Linked DNA regions of Mus musculus: region 2 is linked to region 1. The links are chromatin contacts, found by Hi-C or POLR2A ChIA-PET in ENCODE. All regions are on one chromosome and are shown on one strand. Each heading gives the region's core, a stretch centred on a gene start or an enhancer-like site at or near the end of the contact. The rest is flanking DNA. Distances are from core to core; before and after follow the strand shown. Region 1 holds the start of 4933434E20Rik (RIKEN cDNA 4933434E20 gene). Region 2 holds the start of Pip5k1a (phosphatidylinositol-4-phosphate 5-kinase, type 1 alpha).

What was found. A loop is a pair of places that touch in the nucleus more often than their neighbours do. ChIA-PET counts read pairs that join two places held with the same protein, here RNA polymerase II (POLR2A).
Region 2: a map of T-helper 2 cell shows a loop between it and region 1 (7-fold over the local background). The contact joins the promoter of Pip5k1a here to the promoter of 4933434E20Rik in region 1. A Hi-C loop is called at or near these places in 1 of 37 maps with a recorded cell type or tissue (T-helper 2 cell). POLR2A ChIA-PET finds 5 or more read pairs at or near these places in 1 of 5 experiments (Patski).

Annotation. Positions count from the first base shown.
Region 1 is chr3:90,048,910-90,055,030 of GRCm38, reverse strand. It overlaps 4933434E20Rik (RIKEN cDNA 4933434E20 gene), which reads right to left and starts at 2,229. Exons shown (of 7, transcript NM_025762.3): 1 at 1,912-2,229; 2 at 1,422-1,523. The coding sequence starts at 1,977. Ubap2l (ubiquitin-associated protein 2-like) reads left to right here and starts at 2,516. Exons shown (of 28, transcript NM_001165984.1): 1 at 2,516-2,576.
Region 2 is chr3:95,103,718-95,109,838 of GRCm38, reverse strand. Pip5k1a (phosphatidylinositol-4-phosphate 5-kinase, type 1 alpha) reads left to right here and starts at 2,909. Exons shown (of 15, transcript NM_008847.3): 1 at 2,909-3,463. The coding sequence starts at 3,388.

The DNA of each region.
Region 1 (6,121 bases), core at 980-3,479:
GTCTTTGTTTTTTTTTTTCCAGACAAGTTTTCTTTGTAGAGTCCTGACTGTCCTAGAGATCACTCTGTAGATTAGGCTGGCCTCAAAATTACAGATTCTCCTGCCTTTGCCTCCTGAGTGCTGGGATTAAAGAAATATGCCCAACTTCCCAGCCTTGAAACCTGAGTTTTAATGTCAGATGGTAGTTATATATACCAACAGGTTTCTCAATAGACAAAGTTCCATTAGAAAACATTTTTCTTTTTCTTTTCTTTTTTTTTTAAAGATTTATTTATTTGTTTTATGTATGTGAGTACATACAAAATTATGAAGGTTGTGAGCCTTCATGTGGTTGTTGGGAATTAAATTTTTAGGACCTCTGCTCGCTCTGGTTGGCCCCACTTGCTCAGTCCCTGCTTGTTCTGGCCCAAAGACTCATTTATTATTATACATAAGAACACTGTAGCTGACTTTAGATGCACAAGAAGAGGGCATCGGATCTCATTATGGGTGGTTGTGAGCCACCATGTGGTTTCTGGGATTTGAACTCAGGACCTTCGAAAGAGCAGTCAATGCTCTTGCCCGCTGAGCCATCTCGCCAGCCCAGAAGACATTTTTCTTAAAGCCAAGAAAAGCAAAGCACTTAAGGAGAAAGTTTAGACACTACTAGATTATTTACTTTTACTATTCTTTTTTTGGTTTTTCATGTCAAGGTTTTTCTACATTGCCCTGGCTGTCCTGAACTAGCTCTGTAGACTTGGTTGGCCTCAGAGATCCACCTGTCTCTGCCTGAGTGCTGGGATTAAAGGTATGCTCTACCAAGCCCAGCACGATTATTTAATTTGTGGACGCAGTCTGATGTGGCACATTATCTTGGTAATCTCATTACTTGTACTGTCCTTGCAGGAGGGCTGCTTTGAGGTTCCGTGGTGAGAGTTATTGGGTTACAATTGGGTGTTCAGTATGTCTCAAAATACAAAACAAAGAACAATAACAACATTAAAAAGTTGTTAGGTAATTTCTTTCTTTGGCTTTAGGTTTGACTTGAAAAGTATAACTAGGTGATTATTGCCCCGCCCCTTGCTTTCAGCAGTGTCAAGGATTAAACCCAGTCGTCTGCATTCTAAGCAAGCACAATGGGCATCTTTAAAATTCTGCAAAGGCAACCATTCTCACAACGCTGGAACCAACTGTAAGTGTTCTCAGCATCATGCTTAAACTAAAGCAACATGAAATATTTAGTAATTTTAGTTGAAGATGAGACATTTTACAGCTGAATTGGTTTAAATCTTAAGGTACATGTTGTGGAGCAGCAGTGAGCAGGAAGTTATTGCTTAGACTGTGGAATGAAAGGAAGCATATGAATAAAAGTCTTCTTTTAAAGTCCGAGAAAAATCTCCTTGTGCCAAAGAACAGGTTTACCTTGCATTCTAGTGACCTACCTTGGGGGCATTGTGTCCTACAGGAACATGAGGTCCCCTTCTAGATTTCATTGCAAAGCGCATGATTTGTCTCTTCACAAAAATAAACAGCAGTACGAATACCTGCCCAAAGAGATTAGAGCCATTTTAGTAATAGCAATAATTTTTTAAAATGTTCACTTTCAAAATCCCTGGGTTTAGGCCTTCAGAGCTGGATGCTTTGGGGCGAAGCCGGGTCGCTAAGGACGGAGGTGGGTCAGGGGCTAGTAACGGAGAGGCATGTTAATCTGGGCTCTAGAATTTAAGAGGGAGGGTTCTTACTTAGAGCCAGGCAGCTTTGACTTAAAGATCTCAGACTGTCTACGGATACAATTCGGAAGTCCAGAAACAAAACAAGTTAAGTGGCTGAAGAACAAAGACAGAACGGCTCAGGAGCCTTCTTTTCAGGAGTCCGGCTCAGAGGGTCGGGACTCAGACAAATGCCACAAGAGGAAGAGAATGGGGATCTCACCAGGCTCCCGTACGCCATCACCAGCACGACATTCACTCCAGAAAGCCAGTTACTACTAGACGCCATCGCCTCTCTCTCCGGGAACACCTGCTAGGACAGTCCCGCCGCGCTCGCGCGTTAGCCCAGGCTCTGCCGAAGCCAGGGAACCTAGGTTCCCTGGAGCTCTCCGAACATTTCCATATGGTTTTCGATTAAAAAAAAAAAAAAAAAAAAAACCAGGCTAGAGTCCGTCAGAAAACATGGTGGATGGGGGCGCTAGTTAAGCATCGGACCTTCCCGTCCCATTTCCCCACCCCCACCCCCTCCGCCACGTGACTTATGTCCGCAAAGGTACCTGGGAGTGCGGAGACGCGGAACTACGCCAGTAAGAGGAAGCCGAGACCTTACTGGAGTCACGTGATGGAGGCGGATCCGTGCGGGGCGGGGCGGGGGCGGGGCGGGCGCGCGGAACTCAAGAGCAGTGTTTCGTGGCGGGGAGGCGCGCGCACGCTGACGTGCGCGGCCCTTTCGCGTCACGTGCTGAGGGACGCAGGAAGGCAAGTGGGAGGGGGAAGGCGCGAGAGCGAGCGCGAGAGGGAAAAGGAGGGAGGGGGTGGGGAGGAGGGAATCTTATATCACGTGACAGGGGCGGCGCGGCCCGGGGTGTCAGTGTGGAGGAGACTGAGGTAAAGTTGGGAGCGCAGCGGCGTTGGCGGCGGCGGCGGCGGCAGCGGCAACGCGGCGGGGCCGGGTATTGTCCGCGGCCCCTTTAAATCCGCGATCCCCTTTTTACCCTCCCTTCTTTTCCTCTGTCCCCTCCGTATTCCTGTCCCGCGGTAGGCCCCCCCCACGCCGTGTGTCTCCCCACTGTACACCCTCCCTTCTGGTCTTGGGAACCCGGGCGTCCAACCTCCCCACCTCGAATTGGCCGCCGGGGGTTTTGTTTATAGTTGGGTTCGCGGCCTACTGGGCCGCGCCAGAGCCGGGGCCTCGATTTGGGAGCGTGGCCGGGGCGGGGCTTGGGGCAGCCGGAGGGGGGGGGCATGTGGCTAGAGCCTGAAGGGGGAGAGCGAGAAAGAGCGCGGGCGAGCGAGGCCTGGGCCCAGCCTGAGGTAGGGTTGTTTAGGAGGGTCAGTGTCTTGTGGAGAAGGCCTCCTCCCTCCCCAGTCCTCTCTGGGCCTCTGATCCGGATCCGGCCTGGTTTTGGGGGCGGAGGGGGGGTGGCGATGGGGTGGAGCTGCCCCAAACTCCCCCATGTGGCCCTCGGTTTGGAGTGCGGAGGATTAATTTGTTCCGGGTGGGAGGTAGAGAAGCGAATGGCCCCATGGGCTCTAGATGTGGCGCGGAGGGGGGTGAGTCTCCCATCCTCCGCGCGTGGGCTTCTGTCCTCTCTGTTCATTTCCAGCCTCTTTGTCAGCTCCTCTTATTACCCTGCCTTCTTTCTTACCGACCCTGGTCGTGGAATATATTTTCGCTGCAGTCTTTGACTTCCTGTTGTCTATACTGTAGTTTTGGCTACCCAAGCAGTTATCTTATTTGGGAAGCTGGACATGGAGGCCCCCGTGGATTGTGTTGCGCCTAAGGGATGTCACTAGACTGGGCATTTGTTCATTTTTCTCATAATGGGAATGGAATTCCAAATTTCTTGAGACCCTTCACCTGGTGGACAGCCCCTAAATTGTTTTGCAAAGTGATGTCACAAACAAGAGACTGTTTTCCACGATTCTTAAAATTTAGCAACCTCTGGTGTAGGTTGTTGTGGAAAGAAAAAACAGTTAAAGGCGATTTTGTTAAATTTGTTTTTGCCTTTGACTCACTGACTACTAAATGGAGAGATTATTTTTTGTCTCCACCTCCCATATTCTGCGTTGGGGATATCTGCTGTGTCTTGCTGGGAGGGGGGTATGAGTCAGTTTGACAACCAGCATTAGAGATTAAAATATTTGGATGTGTATCTGTTGATAAGACTGTGTTGTGGGTCCTATACCACTGTCTTTAATTATAGATCATCCCAGTGATTGTTTCTGTTGTGAATGGGAGATACTGCTGTCATGTAAAATAGTGAGGAAGGGCTAAATGTACTGGCTTTCCCCAGTGTTTCTAACTGGGAAGACTCCTATTAGATTGAAGGTGGTTGGGGAATGGGACACAGGTCTAGGAAAATTAGTTTCTCTGTTAGAAGTGGTAAGCCTTACCCATCCCAGTCCAACTTCAGAATGTCTGAATTGTTTCTCACATTAGATTGTAAGCTCCCTGAGAGCAGCAACTAAGTCACACTGCTTTTGTATTTCCTGAAGGATTGGACAAGTAGTAGATTCTCAATAAATACTTATTGTTTATTTTTTTCAGTAAAATTTCTCTGGCTATTTTTTTAAGTAGCTGGCTTTCAAAATGTAGTCAAGGGCACTTCTTTGTTGAAACCTGTACTTGTTCTGTAGTGTTCCCTTGGTTTCCAATACTTCTTTCTCATCCCACTTCCCTTAAGTACTTAGGTTTTCTATGAGTTCACAAAACAAGGCCACTCACTTTCACTGTATAACTCTAGGTATTCATCTTTGTTTGCTACTAAAATGTACTAATTCTGTGCCCTTAAGTGGTTTGCCCAGATTATTTACTTTTGACCTGTTGCTCATTGTTACTAATGAGGGGGTTAAATTTTTCTTAGTTACACATTTCAAAGTATTTCCAAAGAGGGAAATGGAAGTTAAAAGCAAGACTGATTAAAAAGATTTTTTTTTCTGGCTAGTTACATATCTTTCAATATGACTATATTTACATCTAACTTGTAAAATGTGCAGTGATCTATACAACTAATCTTACAGCTTATATTTATGGTATAATTCTTAAAAATTCATATACATGGAATAGAAACCATATAGCATTTTTAAACCACAGGAACAGGAGTAGGTTGGGATTGACTATCTTATAGCTAATTTTAAAACATAATTTTTCCTCTAGCTCTTCTCCCCCAACTATTGCTGTTTTGGATCCACCAGTACTTAGTTAAACAACACTTGTATTTTTGTAAATTAAGTATTGAAACAACTATAATGTTAGCTTGGGAAAGTGACCTAATACTATACTATTTACAGGTCTTTGTACATGTATGTTGGGGAAGAGGTACTGGTTAAAAATTAGTGCTGTGCCTGTTAAAACCTAAATTGGCGATGAGGAATGAAGTAGAAGTCTTTGTTCTTAATAACCACATCAAAAACAAAGACTTGTGCAACCTATTGACACTCCTTGGTGAAAAGCCAGCTTTTTTTCTGTGTTATCCAAGAAATGGGTGAAGTTCATGTCTCCACTTAATCCTTGCATATTTCTTTAGAACTCTCCTGACCTCAAAATTCAGTGTCTGCTGGGCAGTCTAGAATTACCTTGTATAACGTTTCGTTAGTGAACAAAAAAATGTAGAGCAGGAAAGTATAAATTTGTCTTCTTTGAAAAGGGATAAAACAATGAAAAGTAACTTGATTTTGAGCACACTATCATGATGATGAATGTTTCCTTTGTTTACTCAAAGCAGCAGATGAGATTACATTACAAAACAATATGAAGAAAGAGAACTTGAATTTAGTAGAACACTTATTTGATAGAAAGTACAGAAACTATGTTCTAGTTTTGAGAAGGCTCTATGTTCTATGTCTCTTCAAAAAGTGAAGCCATTCTGCAAACATTATCCAATTTAAAGTCATTTCCTAGAAGCCTTTTCAAACTTGGTGATAGGTGGATTTGATTGGGGGCAGATTTGGGATTCTCTTTTGTTTTAAGGTGAGTGGTGGAGAGTAATTGCCATTCTGTTTACTTGAAAATATATAGGAGACCAGCTGAAACAGCTGCAAAGGCAGTGTGTTGGAATTAACTGTCTAGGAAATAGATTCTGGGTAGTCACTAGGACTAACACATGCCCTAGTCATGAAGAGCTAAAACTGGAAATAAAAGGCTAGTTATGAATTTGTCTTTTCTAAGTAGTAGAAGTCACACACAGCTTGTCAAACAGTGTAAGGCTATGACTGTTTTTAATGTGTACTGGGTATTTTTTTTTCCTTCTAGCCCGGTTATGGCTATGAACCCTTAGGCCCTTAACTGAGCTATGCCCACAGTTCATCCAGTATTATAAAACTGCAATTTCTTTGATTTATAGACTAATCTAGAAGGTTCTTCCTCCTTTCCTCCCTCTCTCCCCTTTCCTCCCTCTCTCCTCCCTTCCTTCCTTCTTTCATGTCTGTCT
Region 2 (6,121 bases), core at 1,660-4,159, 5.1 Mb before region 1:
CCCAAGTGAGGCCAAGGATTGTATCTGTCTATACTACGAATGTGAATGCCTGCAATAGGCTAGGTTTAGGTAAACAATGAAAGACTAAATGAAGAAGGTATTCATTCTTTTACTGTTTTTTGGTTTTATTTTTGTTTCTGTTTTTTTTTTCTAATGCCAAGGATTAAATTCAGAGTAGTGTATAAGATAGGTAAGTTCTCTAATTCTGAACTACACCCCTATCCCCAAAAGGTGCTTTGATAAAGCACACTTACATGCACTGACAACCGAATGGGTGGCCCTTCTTTGAGGTCACCAGATTGCCTCCCTTCTGAAAGTATGTATTGGTGAACTCCCTTTGCCATTTCCTCAGGAGCACCAAGCCACAGCGTTCTTCTCTGCCCCAGCTCCCACACCTTGCCCAGTCACCCCAGTTCTGCTATGCTAGGAATGTCACTAGGGAAGAGTAACCCTGTGACTCAGAGGACACCTTGGGACTGAGTAAGAGCTGGGGCAGAGAGACAGAGGGGTAGGATACCTGCTTCCTAAACATTCCAAGCCCTCCTTTCGGTTACATTTACCCCTGAGATAAAGGTATGCTATATTTTGCCTATCGTCCAGGCTCTTTTGGAAATCAAGATTTGGGGGCGGGGGAGAAAAAGGGAAGAAAACTCAAGGGAAGAAAACTCAAGGGAACAAGTTAAGGGATCTTAGCTATCTGTGGAGCTGGAACCTCAGGCGTGTGCTACCATGCTCAGATGTTTAAAGATAGTGTGCCACCATGCCCAGATGTTTAAAGATACTGTGCCACCATGCCCAGATGTTTAAAGATAGTGTATTATTATTATTTATTATTTTGTTTTTTTTGAGACTGGGTTTCTCTGTGTATATCCCTGGCTGTCCTGGAACTCACTCTGTAGACCAGGCTGGCCTGGAACTCAGAAATCCACCTGCCTCTGCCTCCCAAGTGCTGGGATTAAAGACATGCACCACCACCGCCTGGCAATAGTCTACATTCTTGAACTGTAAAAATGAAAAGCCATCATCTTTGCTCTAAAAAGTATCATCTTATGAGGGAGTTACACACATAAGCGGATAACACAAGGTGGGGCTGTGACAGTGGCCATTTCCTGGGCGATGTAGAGACAAAGGCCCCTAGGAAGCTTAAGATGTTTTTTTTTTTTAATTTTTCTTTCAGAACTGAAATACAAACTATAGGGAGATAATTCTGTTTTTAACTGCCTTATGCATTTAGGTCCTTTTTGCCTACTTACAATTTCAGAGTCTGAAATAGCTTTAATCTCTACCTCAATTGATTTTTAGAGCACCTTAGGAAATAGAATCAACTGAGTTTACACTTAACTCAAGTGTTTGTTAACTTGTGCAAGAGGAGGGCAGAGGAAAACTTGAATGGATCAATTCTCTTATCCCATCTCATGGACCTAGGCATAGTTTGGTGCCTTTATCTGATGAGTGGTCTTAACAGTTCCCAGGTGACTGAATGCCTTTTCTGGAAATATAGACAATTTATTCAACAGTATTTACTAAGTATCTGTGAGACACAACTTCACCTGTGAGTGAATAGCACTGTCTGACACCAGTAACAGCAGGGCGAAGGTTTCAGGTACAGTACAACATACAATACTTCAGTGCTACCGAGTCAAAATGCTGTTGAATTAGTGATGCTAATTCTATCAAATGAAGTTTGTCAATCTTTAGTACCCAAGGGAGCACAAAGAATCCAGCAGATGGCAGTAAGGAAACAAATATTTTAGGTCTTGAAGGCAGAGGAAGAAATCTGAGGTTAAGGAATGGGAGATATTTGATGGATACTCTGGCCCTGGGTTCCCTTTGGAGGAACATCTGGATAGGTGTCCAGGCCACTTTAGAACCAATAAGCTGGAGGTTTTTTCCCATGCCTTTTATTTATTCATTTCACAAATAATTATTGAGTGATTACCTTGTACAAAAATGTGACAGGAGGTGGACATAGAACTTTAGCACACAGTCTTTGCTTTTCAGAAGCGCTTGTTCAAAAAGGCCTTCCCTAGGCTTCCCATAATATTCACAGCTGCTAGGGTTCTTTGTAAAAACTGGGCAGAGGGCTGGTGAGATGGCTCAGTGGGTAAGAGCACCCGACTGCTCTTCCGAAGATCCAGAGTTCAAATCCCAGCAACCACATGGTGGCTCACAACCATCCCTAATGAAATCTGATGCCCTCTTCTGGAGTGTCTGAAGACAGCTACAGTGTACTTACATATAATCAATAAATAAATCTTTAAAAAAAAAAAAAAAAAACTGGGCAGAGTTCATATGACAACTAGGCTAGAGTAGAATCCCTCTGTATTTCTATGCCCTTTGGAGTATAGATAATTAGCAACTGAATGCTAAGGAGGACTTTGGATAGGGGGAGGTTATTTGATAGTCTGTAGTCTTTTTTTTATCAGGTCTTTTAAACTTTGTTTTTATGTATTTTTCTTACTTTTCTTCTTATATTGTTGACAAATCCTCATTGCCTTATTTATCAAATATTTACATTTAATGAACTCTGTCGCTGTGTCTAGCACTGTTTGAAGTAAACAAAACATCTATTTTTATGTCTTTAGAAGGAAGATCCCACAAGCCGACACCTTAAACAGTAAAGGCTGGAAGAATTCTTGATGGTTGTGATGTTTTGTAGTGCACAAGAGCTTAACATTTCGGACTTGACACAGAGCTGCGTTCCGAATTCTTTCCAGGACTGTCATTTGAGGAGCTCAGTCCATCTCGGTCCAGCTGATTCTTAACAAGAGTTCTTAGCAACCCGATCAAAGATACGAACCTATATTGGCCTACTGAGCCACCGTAGACTCACGGTCTACGGTCGGTGGATTCCTTGGGGTGTGGCATCATCTGTCACGTGATCCGAAGTCCCCTCTGATTGGCTTCTCTTTTCTCCGGCTAGATAGACGAACGCCGAGAAGCTGTGGCGCATGCGCAATACCGGGGTTTCCTTGGCCGCCCACCCTGAGCCGAGCGGTGGAGTTGGGGATAAACAGGCAGTGGCTGGGGAGGTGAGGGAGGGGGGGCATTCGCTTTTGGGGGCACCTCAGGTGCCTAGGTTTTCCTTTAGGTTTGTTCTATCCGAGACGCGGGACTCCCGGGGCCCGGCTCAAGTGTTCCTGTCTGGTAAGAGAAGGTAGCTTTGGCGGAGAGCAGTTCAAGTTGCTAGGAAGGTGCGAGACTGCAGCTCTCCCCCATGCCGGGCAAGTGGTGCGGTCCTGAGCTTGTCCTGGAGCCTGAACAACGCCTGTGAGAAGCCCGCCGAACGCGGGTTCTGTGAAGAGACGTGGGGAAGATTCGATTCCGAGAAAAGGAAAAGCCGGATTGAAAGGGAGCGAAGCCGCTGAGGGGGAGGGGGCTGCCAAGATGGCGTCCGCCTCCTCAGGGCCAGCGGCGGCCGGGTTTTCATCCCTTGATGCCGGGGCCCCTGCTGGTACCGCAGGTGAGTCGGGTGGGACGCGGGCAGCCGACTGAGGAGGACTGTGAGATGGGAACAAGACCGAGTCCTGGGAGGGGACCTGTGGTTGAGGATGTCCGAGGGGTTGCCCCTAAGGGAGGACAGGACCGGACTTTGAAGTAGACAATTCTATTACTAGAGGAGTCTGGGGGAAAGGATGGATGTCGCTGAGAAAAAGGGAAGCTGACGAAAACTCACACAGTGTCTCAGAGGCGACTGCGTTGAGAACTTTGAGGAGGAAGGATGGAGACTGAAGGTTGGGGGTTAAGAGAGAAACGACAACAGGAGTGGAGAAACGAATCAGTGGAGACTGAGGATACAGCTTAGTAGTGGAGATCTCGTCTAGCATGCATCAGGATCTGGGCTTAATAAGACAAAATAACGTAAACGGAGTATTGGTAGATAAAGGTGTAAGGTAGATACCAAAGTGATTGTGAAATTAATAGATCAAAATGTTGAGGGGATTATGGAACTTAAAAGTAATGGAGAGTCATGGGAATTGTGGATTTTATTGGGAGTAAGTTCCTGGAGTGGCTTTCCGCTCAGACTCCCTCCCCCACCCCCCGCCCGCCCCCCTCCCAGTGCGTCATTCCTCCTCTCATCTCTTGTCAGCAGCAGCCAGCCACATGCTTACTTTCTCACATTAACTCTTTAGGGGATTCCTATCTTTAGGTTGTACAACTGTGGAAAGGAATGAGGAGTTGTGTTGTTTTGTATTTTGATACAGGCACTTCTTATGCCTTCCTGACTGGCCTTAGTGCTGGGATCATGGGAGCTTACTATAGTCAGCACAGAGGGAAACATTGGAAACATCTAAAGGATGAGGAGGGAGGTCAAGGTCAAAACACCCTAAAAGAAGGAGGGTAAATGAAATGAAGCCTTGACTTGTAGAAGAGTCGGGGTTAGGCCTGTGGTTAGGCTTCATAAAGATGGGGAGGGGTGTGTGCGACTTGAGAGCTATGGGAGGATGTTGCATAATAGGATAGGGACTGGAGGAATGCCTAGGATGATGTATGAAGAAATCGTAAGGAACTGGGCAATATGGAGAGGTCAGAGTAGTTAGAGATTAGTAGGGATTGAGGGCTGGAAAGGCCCGCAAAGAAAAGCCACAGCAGATTGTCTGTGGGAGGGGAAATGTGTATGGGGGTGAATCAGAAGCTGCTCCAGAGGAATGTTGGGTGTTCCTCAGTAACTGTTGCCTGAGAAGCTGCTGGGTATGAGGTGGGTTTTTTTTTTCCTTTTTTCTGTGATTTTTGTCCTTGCCATTTATTTTATTTTATTTTATTTTATTTTATTTTGAGACTGGGTTTCTCTGTGTAGTCCTGGCTGTCCTGGAACTCACTCTGTAGAGGCTGGCCTCGAACTCAGAAATCTGCCTGCCTCTGCCTCCCAAATGCTGGGATTAAAGGCGTGGGCCACCATGCCCGGCTGTCCTTGCCATTTTGAGTTGACTTGAGTTTCCCCTTAAACATAGTCATAGATACCTTCTTCATAAGCTGCAATTTTAGTTTATGTGCCTCTATTTTTAGTTTCTTGAGGAGGTGACTTTGCCTTTCCTTTAAAAGCATTTGAGATCTGTAACAACCCTTGTTTCTTTCTAAATGTGAAAAAGGATAGTGTTTATAAAAGTGACAGGTTTTTGTTTTGTTTTTGAAATTTTACTTATTGAATTATTTTTATTGTGTGAGTGCATAATTAGAAGAGTATGTGTCAGAGTCTGGTTTCCTCCTTCCCACCTTTATGAGAGTGCTGGTTATTAAATTTTGGTCATCAGGCTTAGATAGCAAACACCAAGCTGAACCATCCCTCCCACACAGGTGACTTTTCTCTTTTTCTTTTTTTTTTTTTTTTTGTTTTTTTTGTTTTTCGAGACAGGGTTTCTCTGTGTAGTCCTGGCTGTCCTGGAACTCACTCTGTAGACCAGGCTGGCCTCGAACTCAGAAATCCGCCTGCCTCTGCCTCCCGAGTGCTGGGATTAAAGGCATGCGCCACCACACCCGGCTTTTTCTCTTTTTCTTTTTTTCTTTTTTTGTTTTTTTCAAGACAGGGTTTCTCTGTATATCCCTGGCTGTCCTGGAACTCACTCTGTAGACCAGGCTAGCCTCAAACTCAGAAATGCACCTCTGCTTCCTAAGTGCTGGGATTAAAGACATGCACCACCACTGCGAGGCTCTTTTTCTTTCTTTTTTTAAAAATAATTTTTTTAAAAAGACGATTTCTTATTTGAAATCTTCTAGTATTAGCCAAGCATCCTCCCACCCCCACCCCAAGGGTTTCTTTGTGCAGCCCTGACTGTCCTGGAACTTGATCTGAAGACCAGGCTGGCCTGAAACTCAGAGATCTGACTGTCTGCTTCCTGAGTGCCGGGGCTAAAGGTATTTGCCACAATGCTTGGCCTCCAATCACTCTTGTGAGTGTTATTTAAGCAAGCCTCCACCTATAATGTCAGGTAGTATCTCTGCTAGAAAACAAGTTAAAAAAATATTTTTCTTCCCCTCCTTTTTTTTTTTAAAGATTTATTTATTTATTATATGTAAGTACACTGTAGCTGTCTTTAGACACTCCAGAAAAGGGCGTCAGATCTTGTTACAGATGGTTGTGAGCCACCATGTGGTTGCTAGGATTTGAACTCCGGACCTTCGG